2 separate regions of the Homo sapiens genome follow, and region 1 is linked to region 2. A link is an interaction called in ENCODE POLR2A ChIA-PET data of the cell type or tissue named here. Cell type or tissue: OCI-LY7. All regions are shown on one strand. Links, peaks and the distances in the headings refer to the core of each region. The heading gives the core; the rest is flanking DNA.

Evidence for each region. Peaks named below come from ENCODE experiments on the same cell type or tissue, not always from the same donor. Only the 100,000 strongest peaks of a DNase experiment are listed, where the experiment ranks them.
Region 1: POLR2A ChIA-PET joins it to region 2 with 5 read pairs; 2 of 35 experiments call an interaction of 5 or more read pairs at or near these places.

Annotation. Positions count from the first base shown.
Region 1 is chr4:175,189,724-175,198,084 of GRCh38, forward strand. LOC124900872 (a long non-coding RNA gene) reads right to left here. Exons shown (of 2, transcript XR_007058496.1): 2 at 4,415-4,701. Among named protein-coding and RNA genes, the nearest start is that of ADAM29, 280 kb to the left of the region's middle. In OCI-LY7, for the core only: a CTCF peak has its summit at 3,515; a DNase peak (open chromatin) is centred at 5,088.
Region 2 is chr4:174,767,362-174,771,361 of GRCh38, forward strand. All of the region lies in intron 2 of GLRA3 (glycine receptor alpha 3), which reads right to left. Among named protein-coding and RNA genes, the nearest start is that of GLRA3, 60 kb to the right of the region's middle. In OCI-LY7, for the core only: no CTCF peak of the experiment used is centred there; no DNase peak of the experiment used is centred there.

The DNA.
Region 1 (8,361 bases), core at 2,609-6,608, 420 kb after region 2:
CGTAGTGTGATCCTTTTAATGTGCTATTGAATTTGATTTATTACTATTTGGTTAAGGAATTTTGCATGTCTACCAGGGAGATTGTCGTGTAGTTCCAGCACTTTGGGAGGCCAAGGCAGGAGAATCACTTGAGGCTAAGAGTTTGAGACCAGCCTGGGCAACATAGGCAGACCCTGTCTCCACAAAAAACTTTAAAAACCATTAGCTGGGTATGGCAGTGCATGCCTGTAGTCCCAACTACTGGGGGACTCAGGTGGGAAGATCATTTGAGTCCAGGAGTTCAAGGCTGCAGTGGGCCATGATGGTGCCACTGCATGCCAGTCTGGGTGACAGAGCAAGATCCTGTCCCCCCCAAAAAAATTAAAAAGATAAAACAACAACAACAAAACCCTCTTAGTTTTGCTTCTTTTTTCTATTGTTTTTCTATTGTTGTATTTATTAATCTTTATTATTTTCTTCCTTCTGCTAACTTCGTATTTAGTTTGTTCTTTTGTTAGTTCCTTGGAATGTAAGGTGAGGTTGTTTATGTAAGATTTTTCTTATTTTTTAATGTAGGCATTGATCGCTATAACATAATCATTTAGTATTGCTTTTGTTGCATCCCAGGCATTTTGTATATTCTGTTTGGGTTTTTTTTTTTTTTTTGTCTTAATTTATTTCTTAATTCTCTTTCGATTTTTTGTTTGACTCAATGGTTGTTCAAAAATATGTTGTTTAACTTTAACCCATTTGTGAATTCTCTAGTTTTCCTTCTGCAATTGATTTCTAATTTCATTCCATTGTGGCTAGAAAAGATACCTGGTATGATTTCAATTTGGTAAGACTTGCTTTGTGATATAACATGCTATCTATCCTGGAGAATGTTTCATGCACCCTTGAGAAGAATGTGTATTCTGTGGTTGTTGGGTTAAAAGTTTTGTCTGTCTGTCATGCCCATTCGGTCTATAGTATTTTCAAGTCCAGTGTTTCTTTATTGATTATTTGTCGGGTGAATCTATCTATTATTAATAGTAGCTTATTGAAGCCCCTGGCATTATATTATTATTTTTCCCTTCAGTTCTGTCTTTGTTTGTTTTATATATTTAGGTGTTTTAACCAACAGAGAAATGAAACTGAAAACCACAATGAGACATCATGTCACACCTATTAGAATGGATATTAGAGTGAAAAAACAAATGCTAGCGATTATATGGAGAAAAGGGAACTCTTGTACACTGTTGGTGGGAATGCAAAATGGTGCACCTGCTATGGAAAATGGTATGGAGGTTCCTAAAAATAATTTAAAAATGGAACTACCAAATGGCCTAGCAATTTCACTTCTGGGTGTTGATTCAAAGTAATTGAAATATGTATCTCAAATAAATATTAACACTCCCATGTTCATTGTGGTGCTATTCACAACAGCTAAGATGTAGAAACAATCCCATGTTCATTGTGGTGCTATTCACAACAGCTAAGATGTAGAAACAATCTAAATGTTCATTGACAGATAAATTGATAAAGGTATGGTAAATATATAAAATGGAATATTATTTAGCCTTAAAGAAGAATAAAATCCTACAATATGCAACAACATGGATAAAAATTAGGACTTTATGCTAAGTGAAATGTCAGTCACAAAAGGACAAATACTGAAAGATTCCAGTTATGTGACCTATCTAAAATAGTCAAACTCATAGAAGCAAGGAGTAGAATGGTGATTGTAGGGGACAGTGGAGAAGAAAATGGGGACTTGCCAATTAATTTATATAAAATTTACATTATGCAAGATGCATAAATTTTAGATATCTGCTGTACAAACATTGTGCCTGTAGAAAACAATTTTTTATTGTACACTTCAAAATCTATTGAGTGTAGATCTAAGACAATAAAATGATCTAATTGTAGTATCTTTAATAACTATGTAACTTTGTTATCTACCCTTTCTTTTAAAACCTAACATAATTTGTAGAGACAGTTATGTTCCTAAATATTAGAACCATGCTAGGTAAAATGTTAGTCTACTCTTTTTGTTTTCAGTCATGGTACAAGATTACTAAGGATAGAAATACTCTTTTACATTGTTTTAAAATTCCTCCAAGTAAATGTTCAATTAGTACCTATTAAATTGGTAACTATGCAATCAAATGTGAGTGAAAGTCTGACTTTTGAGGAAGAAAATGGCAGTTACATAAGGCTGCATGAAGGGAGTAAATTGAAGAGTTGGATAACCATGAAAACAGGTTGCTGAAAACTCTTCTTCTTTTTATTTCCAGCAGCAAAGTGAAATTTCCAAACTGGGAAATAATGTTAATTCTAAAAATAGGAAAGACTAAATCAAATTGTTTGCCTCCCTTGAACTTATGCAATTCAACAAAAAAGAGAACACAAGAACTACACATGAATGACCTTCCTACTAGTTGAAAAGAAAGACCTGAGGTCATTGTCCACTTGGATTAGCTTTTCAGGTGTTTCAGGAAATATTTTACGAATTTTAAATGGATTGAAAAACATCTCCATTGTTATTTTCCAAGGTGAACATTGTATTTTTCACTTAAATGTTATATAATTGTGTGGTTTCAATTTATACTTGTTTCTGTTTAAGGTATTGAAATGTTTCTAGGAAAATATAGAAATATATAGTATGTATTTTTTAGCTTAGATCATCTTTTATATTCAAATTATTTGCTACAGCATATAAAAACTCCAAATTATAAATGATATTAAAAGAAATATCAATATAAATGGTTTAACATATGATTTTAAAAGAATTTTGTTACAGATATATTTTAAAGACATTGAGAGAGAATTTTCTACATATACAGATGCTCCTTGACTTGTAATAGGGTTACATTCTAATAAACATCACCAATTGAAAATATTGTAAGTTGAAAATGCATTTAATACACTTAACCTACAGAACATAATAGCTTAGCCTAGCCTAACTTAAACACGCTCAGAACACTTACATGGGCCAAATCATGAACAAAAATCCTATTTTATAATAAAGTGTTGAATAGCTCAGGCAACTTATTGAATACTATATTGAAAGTAAAAAACAGAATGGTTTTATGGGTACTCAAAGTTTGGTTTCTACTGAATGCGTATAACTTTTGCAACATCATAAAGTTGAAAAATTATAAATTGAATCGTAAGTTGGAAACTGTAATTATTATGAACTATATAGTTAAAAACTTTCTATGCATAGACCCAATGGTTCATTAAATCAAATTTTAGAGTATTACAAATCAACTTAAAAAGACAAAAATTTAAGTAGAAGCTTTTTAATCAACTTACGCAAAAAAGTGTAATTTATGAAATTTTTATATAAATTGGTATTTAAAGCAAAAAAGTCCCGAGAGGTAAATAATTTCCTTTCATGATATTTATAAGTTTCTACCTTGTTTTTCACTTAGGTATGTAATTGTTTATTACCTTTACTGTCTATTCTTGAGAACGTATTTCAAATCAATATAGTCTCAAAAGACTTTCAAAATACAAGAGCCTCAATAATATTGTCAAATCAAACACATAATTTATGTGAATGCTGCTCATAGCAAACTGACTTTAAAAGAGACCACTTTGTCATAAAACTGATTTTGAAATCATGAACAAAGCAAGAAAATACATTTTTAAAGTAACTATAACGGCAAGATATAGATATGAGACCAGTCAAATTGTCTGCGTTTTGGTCATTTGTTAGATTCTGCTATTAAATACTTTCAATCTCTACCAATTAGTACCAGATAATATAATTAATTATCTGAGAATAGCTTTGTAAAAAGAATTTGTGTGAGTTTTTTTCTCTCAAATCTATAGGTATCGCTGGAGAAATGTTATCAGAGAATAGTGCCTTTTAAAGATTTGCAGAAAAATGAGATAAATATAATGCATAGTTTTGTCAAAGTTGAAATGTTAATTATTTTCTTAGAATTTCCCTTTTAATTTTTATACATAAAGATAATGCCATCATATTATTAAAAGCAACAAATGATAAAGCATCATGAACCTATTGTGCTAACATTTTTAATAATAGAACATTATTCAATATTTGCATTCCATAGTGGGAAGTTTAAAAGAGAGAAAGATGACATAATTGATTTAGAAATTAGCACTTTTATAGAAGCCTTCAGTAAGAGAAATTTATATTTGCAATGTACTTATATGTTGTTAAAATTATAATTGTGGATCTTTTGAATGTTTAGCTGAAGTTATATTGATGTTAAAGTGCTATAATGAGGGGTGAAAAAATAAAAACCAATTTAATTAGTAACTAAAATATGATCCTTTCATTTTATATAACACCAACACTGAACATTTTATATCATTTTTTCCAAAATTCTCTCATACTCATACAGTTTAAAATAGATATTTATATACCAGATTTGTATTTTACTTTATATATGCAATGAGAGTTCTTAGCTGCCAAAACAAGTGATGTCACTCTATTTATTTTTAAATGAAAGGGATTAATAAAGGAATTTTAGGTACTTCACAGAATTTATAAGGCCTATGGAAATAGACTGTTAAGTTTACAAAAATGTCCCCCCAAATCAGGGCTAGTAGTCCAAATTGCAGGGCCCAGGGCAAAATTATCATGTGCAGCCCCTTGTTCAAATAGCATGAAAAAAATGTGCTGTTAAAAAGATAAAATACAAAGTTTTTTCATTCTTCAGTGGTCTCTCTTCTCATATTGTTCTTTACTTGTTACTTCGTGTCACTCTGAATAAATAAAAATTAAAATGGAATACATGAACATACATTTTAACATTTATCTTTATAACATCCAATAGCAATTTTAGGTGCAAATGTAAGAATATTTCATTAGTAGGCAGAGGCATTAAAGTTACACAATCTCTATTTTATAGCTTCTACATGTGTATTTTGTTCTTAGCAGAGAAATGGAAATACTGCACAACACTTACTCAACTGTTTTTGAAATCAGCCCAATTTTGTCTCATAGAACTGATCTTTACAGTTTCTTTTGAGTAAACATAGAACTTGACCCTCCAGTCTTAAAACTTGATCTTGTTACATTTGTCTTATATGAGTTTCTTTCTCAGGAAACCAACCATCAGGCCTCCCAGGTAGTATCAAGAAGTGAAACTCACCAGATTATCACATATGGATAATGAGACACCAGATCCCTTACCCATCATGATTGCCTGACTGACCCCTTGTTTTGTATTGACTAATTCCCCTTCCTTACCCCTCCCTAATTCTGGTTTTCCCATATGTAGTTATATGTCTTTCCTGCTATATAAACCTGTCATTTTAGTTGGTCAGATAAATGGATTTGAAACTGATTTCCTGTTCTCCTTGGCTGTCACACTTCTTTCCTGGCAATACTTGCTGTCTCACTGACTGGCTTTCTGTGCAGCAGGCAGCAGGACCTAGAGCAAACTGTTGGCTTTTTAGTAAAATTTTTGGTTGACACACATTCTTCCAATACTCTCTACTTTTGATTTATTGCTGAGTGAGGGAAGGACTTAAGGATAAGGAACGACAGGTTTCACTATCTTTCCCTTTCCTTTTACGTCATTATTTTAGGTGTAAATAGTTGATGGGTGCAGGGGAGTAAAACAAGTTAAGGTGATGTTCCCTGGTTGCTCTTGTTTCTTAAAATCCCATTTTCATCTTTTAATGTTTGAAGTAAGTTCTGGTTCAAATGGGAAGTGCGGCCTCTTGGGACTGTTACCAACAACGCGTATTCAGTTGTGAAGCTAAACACGCTTACCTTGTACTCCCTTTGAGTCTCTCTGAACACCAAATCATCTGTGTTCTATTAGGGTTCTGTGCTAATAGGGGCATTGCAAACACTCTACGTGAATGGGGAAACAAGAAACAGTGGTAGAAGTGAATATTGCACATATCTACTCTGCTCGCATGCATGTTCCATTATCTCATTATACTTCAGTTATGAAATACAGGTTCAAAGATAAAAATCATTAAGAATTCAAAATGGTAAGAGCAGGACGTTAAACCAGGAGTGGGGTCCTTCTAAGCACAGTGTCTTGTGGGACTGCGCATGTCTAATTCCCATGATGTTGTCCTAAACAAATGGAATAGAACTGACCTTATGAAGAAAGGGTTGCTCTTAGAATTACCAAATATTAAGTGTCAGAACCTAACTTAGCTGCGATGGTACTAATGATAATGATGGTTCACCAAAAATGCTTTAGTGGTCTTCCCAACCACCACTGACTCCCTAAAACCAAATGACATTCCTACCACTTATGCCTGAAAAAACAGATTACATGTCAGTTTTTTTTTCTGGATCAAATTCTTCTATTTCTAAAGCTCTAATACATCCTAAATCACTCACCTGCATATTAGTGTCAAGAGAGACTCTTAAGTTATTTGTGGAAGCATGACTTATGATATGCTTATTTCCCAAGATAAAGAAATTAAATTAATATTTGCATTGTTTTAAATTTCAGTCTATTATGTTTACAACTGCTGTGAACATTCACGTACAAATATTTCTGTAGATTTAAATTTTCTTTATCTTAGTTAAATACATAGAAGTTTCATTAATGAGTCATACATTGAGTAAACTATTAACATGATAAGAAATTGCCACTGTCTTTCATAGAAACCATAGCATTTTGAATTCCCATCAAGCAACTTGTGAGTTTTAGTTGCTCCACATCCTTACATTACAATGCACCTAGTACTGCCACACTTAACATTTCCATTTTAATGAGGCAATATCAATAGAATAATTTCATTTTAAATTGCACTTATGAAGGAGTATTAGAATCGAGCACTGTTTTTCTGTGCATATTTGTTATTTGTATTAGTATCCTGGCTCCAGGTTAAAATACTATACACAATTTTATAAGCTCAACCATAGGTAATTGCAAAGCTTTGCCTATCAAGCCTTATGGGGAGAAAGCTGCCCTCCCAAATCAGACTTGGTGCTGGTGCACAGTCAGTATATTGTAGTTTTCTAGAAAAAGCTGCAGTGAAGAACTCGGGCCACTCTAGCTGGCCTTGCATTATATGCATATCTACATCTCTAGCTCAGATGCCTCCTTTTGCCTACATGAGACCTCCTAATTAGGTTGGCTAGGGCACTTTTTGCCACTCTGACTCGCAGTTTTCCACTCCACACCCTTCCAGTTTCCTTCTTCCTAGCCCCCTCAGGTCCATAAAAAGGCAGGACACTGGCTAGGTGGGGTGGCTCACGCCTGTAATCCCAGTACTTTGGGAGACCAATGTGGGTGGATCATCGGAGGTCAGGAGTTCGAGAACAGCCTGGCCAACTTGGTGAAACCCCGTCTTGACTGAAAATACAGCAATTAGCTGGGCATGGTGGTGCATATCTGTAATCCCAGCTACTCGGGAGGCTGAGGCAGGAGAATCGCTTGAACTTGGGAGGCGGAGATTGTCGTGAGCCGTGATCGTGCCACTGCACTCCAGCCTGGCGACAAAGCGAGACTCCATCTCAAAAAAAAAAAAAAAAAAAAAAGCAGGACACTTTTGTTAGGACTTCCTTGGCAAAGGGATGTTTCTCTCCCATCTGTGCTGTGTGTCCTTTGACCCTTGCCTGATACCACTCTGTGGGAAAAAATAGAACATGCAGACCTGGAACTTTTTCTTTACTTCTAGTATTCACAGTCACAGTAAATACAGACTTCATTATTACTTTCAGTTTGCCTTGTTATCCTAATTGACAACTGCAAATACTAGGTAAGTCAACAAATATGCAGTCGGGCCTCCCTATGCATGGGTTTCACATTCCTGAATTCAACCAGCCATGGATAGAAAATACTCTGGGGGCCGGGCGCGGTGCCTCACCCCTGAATTCCCAGCACTTTGGGAGGCCGAGGCGAGTGGATCACGAGGTCAGGAGAACGAGACCATCCTGGCTAACACCGTGAAACCCCGTCTCTACTAAAAATACAAAAAAATTAGCCGGGCGTGGTGGCGGGTGCCTGTAGTCTCAGCTGCTCAGGAGGCTGAGGCAGGAGAATGGCGTGAAACCCAGGAGGTGAAGCTTGCAGTGAGCCGAGATCGCGCCACTGCACTCCAGCCTTGGGGACAGAGCGAGATTCCGTCTCAAAAAAAAAAAAAAAAAAAAAAAAAAGAAGAAGAAAAGAAAATACTCTGGGAAAAAAATATTGCATCTATACCGAACATGTACACACTTTTTTCCTTGCCATTATTCCCTAAACAATACGGTATAATAACTATTTACATAGCATTTATATTGCACTAGATATTATAAGTAATCTAGAGATCATTTATAGTATACTGGAGATGTTAACAGTGTGAAAGTTGCAGCTATTAGGATAAGTCACACTAGTCAGACCCAGGCAAAGTGGGGATGGGAGAGCATGAAGGAGAGGAGCTCATGCTTGCAAGTCTGAAGATAAA
Region 2 (4,000 bases), core at 1-4,000:
CGCTGCATGGGCTATACTTTTCTATTTCTTTGCATGTCTTATATTTTTTTTTGTTGAAAATTGAATACTTTAGGTAACATAAAGTGGCAACTCTGGAAACCAGGCCTTCCCACCTCCAATCCAAAGTTTGTTGTTGCTGGTTTTTCTTGCAGTTGTTGTTTGTTCTTTAGTGACTTACCTGGACCAATATGGTAAAGTTTTCATTTCCCTAGAGTGCACAGCCAGTGAAATCTCCATTTAGTGAGCTTAGTGGTAAACTAATATTTGATTAGAGATTTCTTTAAAGCCTTGAGCCAATAAATCTTCCACTCTTGCCAAGGGTCTTCCATGGGTTTGGGGACATGTCTTCAGTGCTCAGGCAGTTTACAACTCTACCTTACCCTTCACTTCCTGCTTGCACAGAGCCTGATGTCCACCAGAAGTGAGATACTGGGACTCTCTGAGGACTTCCCTGGACAGGCACACAGCCCTATGTGCATATGTAAACTCCAGATTGCAAGGATATGTTAGAGCTTTTCAGAGCTGCCTAAGAACATAGAATTTTCCAGGTCCTTTATAATTTTTGTTCAGGCTCTTACTTGTCCCAACTAGTGTCACAGCCTTAGGCAGCTACAATGTTAAACAATCTTCTAATTATTTTCCACAAATGCCCTAGAGATAGAAATTTTTCCCACCAAGTGAGTTCTTAGTGAAGTCAAATAATGGAAAGCTCTTTGAGTGAGGCTCTTCCAGGGAGCTACCAGACAGGCAGAATACTGACAAAGCTCTGGGGATGGACCTTCTGAGGAATTCCAAACTTGGTCAGCCAGCTCTGGTGGTTTTACAACTTCTATTGTTTAGGGGTGGCTGGATTGCAAGGCTGCTGTGGAACTGGGAAGGTCGGTGAAATTAATATCCCTTCTGTTCTTACAGAAATTCATCAGTTTTTCTTGAATAAACACTCTTCAGGTTGTTGTAAGCTTTTTATCAATTTTAAAAGTTCTAACGGTTAATCTTGACAATTTTGCCAATGTTTTTGTTGCTTTTTTGGAGAAGTGAACTTATTGAGTTTCTCACTCCTCCATTCTGGAAATTTCTTATTAATGCCCGACTTAGTATTCATCATAAATCCAAGGATTTTTATTTTTATAAGGCCCATTTATTCATTCCTTTACTAAATATCCAAAGCCTTTGCACACAAAACTGAAGAAGACACAAAAAGATTATCATCTAGCAGAGAAGGAGGAGCAGAAATTGGTAAATTGTTGTAAGTTTCTTGCTGCCAGGCACTACCTTAGCTGATTCATAGATATTTAATCCATAGTAACTCTGAAAGAGGGAAATATTCCATCATTAACATTTTAGGGAATTAAAGCACAGTGACCCTACGTAAGATGCCAGTAGGTAGCACATTTAGAACGTGAACCATTGCTCTGATTCTAGAAATCATTCTTTTCCCACCACCTTGTTTATATGACCTTCAAAACATTTCATTATCTGGCCACAAACTTTGTTATTAGGCAGATACCTGTATAAATAGAAACGTAAAAATATTTTGTGCTAGGGGCTAAAATAGCTCTGAGTTACACTCTATGTAAGTTAGTCGGAGAACACCACATACAGAAACTAATATCTAAGACTAATTTCTTTGTTTTTTTTTAAACTGAGCGTAATTTTTGAGTAAATTGATCTTACAAGGTTTGCTACAAAAATGCCTAGTAGCCCCTTGACTTATTTCTGTTTCCCTCTTTTTCAGAGATAATTACTTCAATTCATTTAATCATCAATTCTTCGGATATTTACCTCAATTTCTCTACATAATATGTTTTTTCTTTTAGACACATCTTCTGATGCCCACAAAGAAGATAAAGATTTAGCCTTTTTTCATACATCATCCCTATCTCTACTAACATAAGCCTTTTTTCTGTCTTCCTGTTATCCAATATTTTTGTATGAAAAAAGGCTTGGTCTTTTTTGTTAGATCAATATTCACTTTTTACATTAATATGACAAGGTAGATATTTACCCCAGCCAAACAATAGAATATGTTATGCTTACTTTTTCCTTTCCTGCAGAACATTTTCCTGATATTGGCAATTGCTTCATATATAATATTTCACATAGCTTTCTCCACATGAATCGTTAACTTATCCACAAGCCCTGAAATGTCTAAGTTTTGATTCAATATGTACAGATCCATCAGGTTCTCTATGAACTTTACCTTCCTCTGGATTTACAGAGGAATGTAATGAGAATGTTTTGCTCTGGTTCAAAGCAATCGTTCTATGACCTCCCAATCATGCTAGGAATTACTTCCATAGCTTTCTGTTGTGGGATCCTCGTTCATGGTCCCATACTTCTTTCTTGGTTTATTTCTTCATTTTAGTGGAACATATGCTCCAGTAATGTTTTGACAAATGCTGCATAAGGCTATGAAGCTTTTGAGAGAGTCCTTGTTCATCAATGTCTGTTTTTTTGCATTCACACTTAATGTATAGCTAGAGTTGGTAGAAACTTTTAGGCTGGAAATGTTTTCTTCTTATGAATTTTGAAGATACTTTTTCACTATTTTCTATTTTTCAGCATTGCCATTGAAAAGCCCAAAGCCATTTTGTAGATGACCTGTTTTTCTTTCTGAAAATAAATAGGATGTTTCATTTGTTCCAATATTTTTTAAAAACTATTTCATTAGTTAGAATGGTCTAAAATATCATTTGAAGTTGCAATTTACATTTATTTGATTACTGGTTCATGATTTTCATCTTAATTTGCTTTTCAACCTATTCTCTAGATGGCTATTTATCTTGCTGAATTAAGGTAGAGGAAAAATCAATAAAATTATTTAAAAATAAAGTTTAGGTTTCAAAGGCCTTTAAATCCTATACTACACATTGAAATCACCTGGCAATCTTTACAAACCATAGATGCTTAATTCTCACCTATGTTACTTGGTATGGCATGCAACCAAGGCATCAGTATTTTTAAAAGCTTCCTAGGTCATTATAATGTGCAAGAATGCTTGGAAACCACTATCCTAAGGAATTACAGACTAGAAAATATCTGGGGCCATTATACTACAGGGTTATCAGAGATTTTCTTAGAAATAGAAAAATACAGAGAGAGGAGTCAGGGCTTGGGAGCATTGAAAATTCCAGGCTATTAATTTCATTAAAAGCGTTGCCTATTATAAATTCGGTGAACACTGTTAATAAAACAGAGTAGATGCTATGTACTTTGAAAGGGCCTAAAGTTTACTAAACATAGGAATGTCTAGAACACATAATTCAAACATGTATAGAAGTTAAATTGTTTTAAATATGAAGGATGAACATGTAATAATAAGAACCTTATAAAAGACCTGCATCCTAGGGGCGCTGTATTTAGTTACTAATGAACATTTTAAAATATCTTCATTGCTTATTTCTGAACATTTACAAATTTCTAAAATTTGTAAGATGAGAGCAGTGTGTTATGTGCCACTATGTGGGAGAGGAGTAAACTTAGTTTACTCCATGATTAAAACAAAATTCCATATATACACCATGGAATACTATGCAGCCATAAAAAATGAAAGAGTTCATGTCCTTTGTAGGGACATGGATGAAACTGGAAACCATCATTCTCAGCAAACTATCGCAAGGACAAAAAACCAAAAACCACATGTTCTCACTCATAGGTGGGAACTGAACAATGAGAACACATGGACACAGGAAAGAGAACATTACACTCTGGGAACTGTTGTGGGGTGGGGGGAGGGGGGATGGATAGCATTAGGAGATATACCTAATGCTAAATGACGAGTTAATGGGTGCAGCACACCAACATGGCACATGTATACATATGTAACAAACCTGCACATTGTGCACATGTAACTTAAAACTTAAAGTATAATAATGATAAAATAAAAAAATAAATAAATGAAATTTCCGTCCTAAAAAAGGATGAGGTTACAACTGTCAGAAGATAATTTTTTCTTAATGTGAGTCTAATATGAACTCTGAAAAGTATCTGTAGGCTGACT